Linked DNA regions of Homo sapiens: region 1 is linked to region 2. The links are chromatin contacts, found by Hi-C or POLR2A ChIA-PET in ENCODE. All regions are on one chromosome and are shown on one strand. The core of a region is the stretch at or near the end of the contact, and the rest is flanking DNA. Distances in the headings are between cores, read along the strand shown.

Region 1 (2,700 bases), core at 163-2,662, 3.4 Mb before region 2:
GGAGAACAGCACAGAAAACACCTGCTCCCATGATTCAATCACCTCCCACCAGGTCCCTCCCACAACAGGTGGAAACTGTGGGAGCTACAATTCAAGATGAGTTTTGGGTGTGGACACAGTCAAATCCTATTAGTGGGAAAAGGTTTGTGAGATCTTGTTTTAATGTTTGCTTTGTTGTTTAATCTGATTGCAAGTGAGGGTTAAAAACATTTTCAACCTGTTGACCATTTGCATTGTTTGCTGAATTATCTGCTCCTGTCTCTCTGAGGTCTCCCTCAGACCTGCTGAGGTCTTAGCATCTTTCCTATTCATATGAAGTCTCTCTCAGCGAAGGATTTTAATCCTTTGTTGTGTTCAGTTTATTTTCCCTAGGTTATCTGCTTTTTAATTTTGGTTTTCCTTTTTAAGTAGAAGCTCTGAACTTTGTGCCTTAGTGTGTGAGGTTTTTGTTTTTGTTTTTTTTTGAGATGGAGTCTCCCTCTGTTGCCCAGGCTGGAGTGCAGTGGCACGATCTCGGCTCACTGCAACCTCCGCCTCCGGGTTCAAGCAATCCTCTGTCTCAGCCTCCTGAGTAGCTGGGATTACAGGCGCCCGCCACCATGCCCGGCTAACTTTTTTATTTTTTTTTATTTTTATTTTTTTAGTAGAGACGGGGTTTCACCATCTTGGCCAGGCTGGTCTCGAACTCCTGACCTCGTGATCCACCAGCCTCGGCCTCCCAAAGTGCTGGGATTACGGGCGTGAGCCACCGCGCCCGGCCAGTGTGTGAGAATTCTTCCACCACTTTTCATCTTAAGAAATCCTCGGCCACCTGACATTTGATAAACACGACTTAAGTTTTCTTGGTCCCTGTTGTCCGCATCCATGTTTTACACTCGTGGATTTCTGTTTTCTTCTCGGGGTGGGGCAATGCCTCCCCTGGTGCGGCCCTCAAAGGCCCAGGAGCGCAGATCCCGCCGCAGAAAGACCCCTCGCCCATCTGCGCCCAGCCCTTCCCCGCAGGAGGGCTCAGGGGACCCCACGCTACTGGAATCCACCCCGAGTCACAGCTACAGATCATTACCCACAAGTGGGGTCAAAGGCCTCTTTACGGGCGAGAAAGCTGCGGCTCAGCAGAAAGCCAAGCACTTTGGGAGGGAGGAGCTGAGGTGCCTTATTACTCCGAACAGACGCGAAAACAAGCCAGGGCCCGCGCGGGTAGACCTGGTAGGCGGGTGGGCGGGGCGAGGGCCACTTCCGGGGTGTGGAACCCTGTCGAGCCCCGCCCCGAGCCCCGCCCCGAGCCCCGCCCCGGGCCCTGTGGTCCCGGGATGAGCTCTCCGCGCAGCCAGGCTCGCTCCAGTGCCCGCCCAGCGCTGACTTCATTGGCTGCCTCCCCAGTCCCGCCCCCAGGGGGGCCCTGCTGATGTTCGTAGCCAATCCGCAGGCGCGGTGGCAGCTGCGGGTCGCGGGTCGCGGGTCGCGAGTCGCCGGTCGCCGGTCGCGGCGGAGCCTGGGCGCTGAGGTACCGGGGCCTGGACGAGGGGGCCGCGGTCTGGCTAGGGAGCCGCGCGGGCTCATGGCGGTACGGCGACCTGGCCTCGCTCGAGGGTTCGCGGGCGGGCCGCCCCTCCCCGGGCTCCTAGGGGGACGCTCCAGCTGGAGGGGCGGTGACCGCGACTGTCGTGGGCTGGCCCCAGGTGGCTAGGGTTGGGGGTCAGAGGTCAGAGGTTCTGCCCTCTGGAATGTTAGGGCCCCGCCCGTGGAGCCGTGGAGCCCTGGGGCCGGGCCGCTCCCCATTTTCCTGTCAGCTCTTGTTGAGGTGCCCCATCTTTTCGCAGAAGGGACTTGGAGGGAAGCGGGCCTGGAGCTGCTGCCGCCGCCCCTGAGCTCGGACGCGAAGGCTGGCCCCGTCCCCGGGCTGCCGCCGTGGTCCTGCAGGTGACCCTCAACCCCCCGAGGACCGCCGGCCGCCTCCCGCCTCCGGGCAGGCTCAGGAGCGCGCGGAGCGGGGTGTGGGCCTGTGACCCTCGAAGGCGTGGGCGGGGAGTAGGGGGTCGAGCTGGGGCCGCAGGCTGTCCCCGTACGGGCTGCTCCCCTGTGGCTCCGAAGCCACCTTTTTCTGAAGTTGTCAGCCCGCGTGTTTGAGATTTCGTTTCTGGAATCTCACGCGAACAATCTGGAGAGAGGAACAGGGGTCTTGCGGCTTTGGCTGTTGACTCAAGGGGAAAATAAAAACCAGACAATGGGGATGTAATGAATGCAAAGTGACCCGTGAGCAAACTGGACGCTTTTCTCCGGCTGACAGGCATGAGTTCTCCCCGTAGCTTGCCCCACATACTGTGAGTTAAACTGTGTCAAAGTAAGAGCAGTTTAGCCCCACAGTTCTGAGCAAGAGTCCTTAGCGCTGACCTTCTTAGTGAAGATACTTTGCAATGTGTAAAATATTGAATACAAAATTATTGTGCAAAGCTTCTGAGTTGAAGATTCTGAGTGCGCGGAGGCTGGCGGCAGCCCTTACTTGCCATTGCAAGGATCTCAACTTACTACTCTGAGAGCAAAAGTAGTTGTTTCTTTACAGATGTGGGTTTAGGGGAGACAGCTATGGATGAGGAACAGGGGCGGGGTTCGTTTTCTGCACAAAACGTATGCGATTAGAAAAAACAAAGGGTTTTTATTCTGCCTATCTTCTTCCATCTCAGCCAGCATAAGCACATTCTT
Region 2 (2,700 bases), core at 194-2,693:
TGAATCAATCACGTTACCTATAAGTGCCAACAGTGTTATTTTTGTCATGCTGATTTCAATGGTATTTTTTAAAAAGGGAAAATATCAACAATTATAATACAAAGGGTTTGCAAATATACAAACAGATATAGGATTTTCATAACAATTCAAGAACTAAGCGGGACCCAATTCAAATTACAAAAGTTCACTTTTTATTCAAAACCTCAGCATGTGTCTTGGACACATTCCTTGGCTGCCAATAAATTCCACAGTTCATTCTCTTTCTTAAAATATTTTTTAAAAGCTAGGTTTGTCATGGTTTCTTTTGGGGAGGGGCAGGGTAGGGGAAGTTAAGTGTTATATGTGGTTCCTCCAGTTCTCTAATTAGAGTGCTCGACTTCACCTAAAAATTTTGGTCACCACTTGTAAGTGCGTTTCCATCATCTTTGAGTTGCCTTTTAAAGTTTTATGTCTTCCTATGGTATTTTCATGGACTCAGTTTTAATTCTTGCAGAACATATATTTTAATGATACACAGTTTTTAAGAAGCCAAGATTATATCAAAACTTATTATAGAACCACAGAATAAACTGGTTTGGAACCAGAAAAGTACAAAAAAGAACAGCTAGAGGTACATAGACACAGGACAATTAATAATTTGGAAAAAAAAAAGACTTACTTTCTCCATTCTGCTAATTGTCTCCCAATCTCCTTAAATGCACTTTTAGCAATATTTTTCAAAAATTTACCAAAAAAAGAAAAAGACTAATTTCCTTTTTATACAAAAATGATAAGTAGCAAGTTGTTCTGACCGACACAGGAGTTTTTTTTTTTTTTTAATGCATTCTGTAAAAGTTCATTTGACAGTCTTTTTTTTTTTTTTTGAAATTCACAGTCCATTAAATTCTTCCCCTCTCTTCTTTTAGCAAACTTGTAACATCCTTTTATATCCTTTCTTAACAGAAGGAAATTAAGCAAACAAACCAGTCTTTTGCCTTTTCTTTCTCTGTTTCACTCCCCCTTCTTATTTTATTTATTTATTGAATTGCCATATACGGCCAGTTAAAACTGCTGCCGGACAGTAACATATCCCGGATGAGGGTTTCGATGGGGGTTTTACCTACCAAACGGACGAAAAACAATTGCTCTATGACTGAGGAGGAGACGGTGCGGAGGGAAGGGAGGCGAAGCAAAAGCTTTCCGAATCTCGTCGGCTGGTTGGGGTACTGGCTCCTAACGTATTCTTCCAAAGCACACTGAGACTTTTCCTGCAAGCTTTCCACATGGGCTACATCAGAGAGACCACAGGCATCTGGAAGAAAGTTTAAAAACAGAAGAAGAAGAAGAAGAAAAAGAAGAAGAAGAAGAAGAAGAAGAATTCAGTCATCAGATTAAGAGGTTTGAATTGGGTCACATGAGGTGTGTGCACAGAGCTCTGTCAAACTGCCCCAACCGGAGTTGGAGCAAATGTCTATGTACTGAAAACTTAAGGGGGGGAGGCGGGGTGGGGGAAGAAAGAGCAAGAGATGGTCCTGAGGAAGTGTTTGCTTTAAAATAAAACATAGCTCAGTGTGCTACAGGCTTTCACTGCCCGAGTCCTTAGCCTGGGTCATTGAGAGGCCCAAGCAAAAGTGCATTGGGTCTGTCTGGCCCAAGTCAGTAAACAGAAGAAACCAAAACTACCAGCACTCTCTCCCCTCCTCCTCTGTAAATAATAGTTTGGCTTATAATTATATAGGGGTTGGGGGTTGGGGGTGGACAACCTGGCCCAGTCCCGAGTAATGGCGTCCACGATCCAGCCTCAGATTCCCCCCAAAGAGGGCGACTCATTTTTCTCCAGTCTTTGAAACTGATTTAAGTGGCCCTTTAAAACTGATCTTGTCAGTTTAGCCTATTGAAGGGCAGCCATGCAAACCGTGATCTCTCTGTTCATTTGAGCTGTTTCTTTTCCCCCTTTTTCTTCTCTCTCCCTTTTTCTCCTACCCCCCTTTATTTTTTAAAACCCAGGTCCCTCCGAGAAGCATCCCCCCTCCCTGTTATCTTCAGGAAAACACTTTTCTTTTTTGATACGTGAAAATACAGTAAGTGCCTTTGAAATGAGAAGCTTCTTGGTAAAGGCGGTTCAGGTTGTGACCTGACCTTTCAGGGCTCCCCATACAAGACTGGGGTTAACATATGCATATTGTGAGTCATTAAAACAGATATTCGAAAATCTCCACCACCACCTCCACCCCAAGAACCAGAACACACATGCAACCTCCTCATATGTATATCTAGGACTCTGCATGTCTACAGAATGTAGAGGTGTCTGTGGACAGGAACTAAAAGATCTGTTTGCACAGGACTCCTTCCCTCGGCATCCTCGGAACTGTGTGTCTCCCTCTGAATCAGATAACAGGAACCTTTATCTCTTTGTGAGGCGATTTGCATTCTCCACACAGGCCTCCACATTTTGCAAATAGTCATAAATTAAACTGTTAACGACAGTATCAGGCATTTTTTTTTCCTTGAAAGACCAAGGGTAAGGCTAAGAGCTAGCAATGATACCAAGAAATTAACGACTACCTCCATCGTCCAAGAAGGTGGGCTGGGTGTTGGGTTGTGGGACAGGGGTGAAGGTGGCTATGAGGTAGGGAGATATCTTGTCTGTATATCTGCAGCAGGCAAACGTTCTAGGTATGAGGGGCACTCGAGAAAAATAATCCCTATCCAAACCTCTGC

What was found. Hi-C counts contacts between places; a loop is a spot of excess contacts on that map. ChIA-PET counts read pairs that join two places held with the same protein, here RNA polymerase II (POLR2A). Pooled maps may share reads with other maps.
Region 1: a loop to region 2 is called in a pooled map, with 2.7 times the contacts of the local background. The contact joins the promoter of LYSMD4 here to the enhancer-like site in region 2. A Hi-C loop is called at or near these places in 1 of 50 pooled maps. POLR2A ChIA-PET finds 5 or more read pairs at or near these places in 2 of 52 experiments (A549 and HepG2).

The regions. Positions count from the first base shown.
Region 1 is chr15:99,732,149-99,734,848 of GRCh38, reverse strand. It overlaps LYSMD4 (LysM domain containing 4), which reads left to right and starts at 1,412. Exons shown (of 3, transcript NM_001284417.2): 1 at 1,412-1,504. RefSeq lists silencers at 1,083-1,812, 1,853-1,962.
Region 2 is chr15:96,335,939-96,338,638 of GRCh38, reverse strand. It overlaps NR2F2 (nuclear receptor subfamily 2 group F member 2), which reads right to left. Exons shown (of 3, transcript NM_021005.4): 3 at 1-1,291. The coding sequence ends at 1,017. Among named protein-coding and RNA genes, the nearest start is that of MIR1469, 4.0 kb to the right of the region's middle. Within about 2 kb of position 1,443, at least 8 of the 41 ENCODE cell types and tissues checked have a DNase peak (open chromatin) inside an H3K27ac peak, as active enhancers do.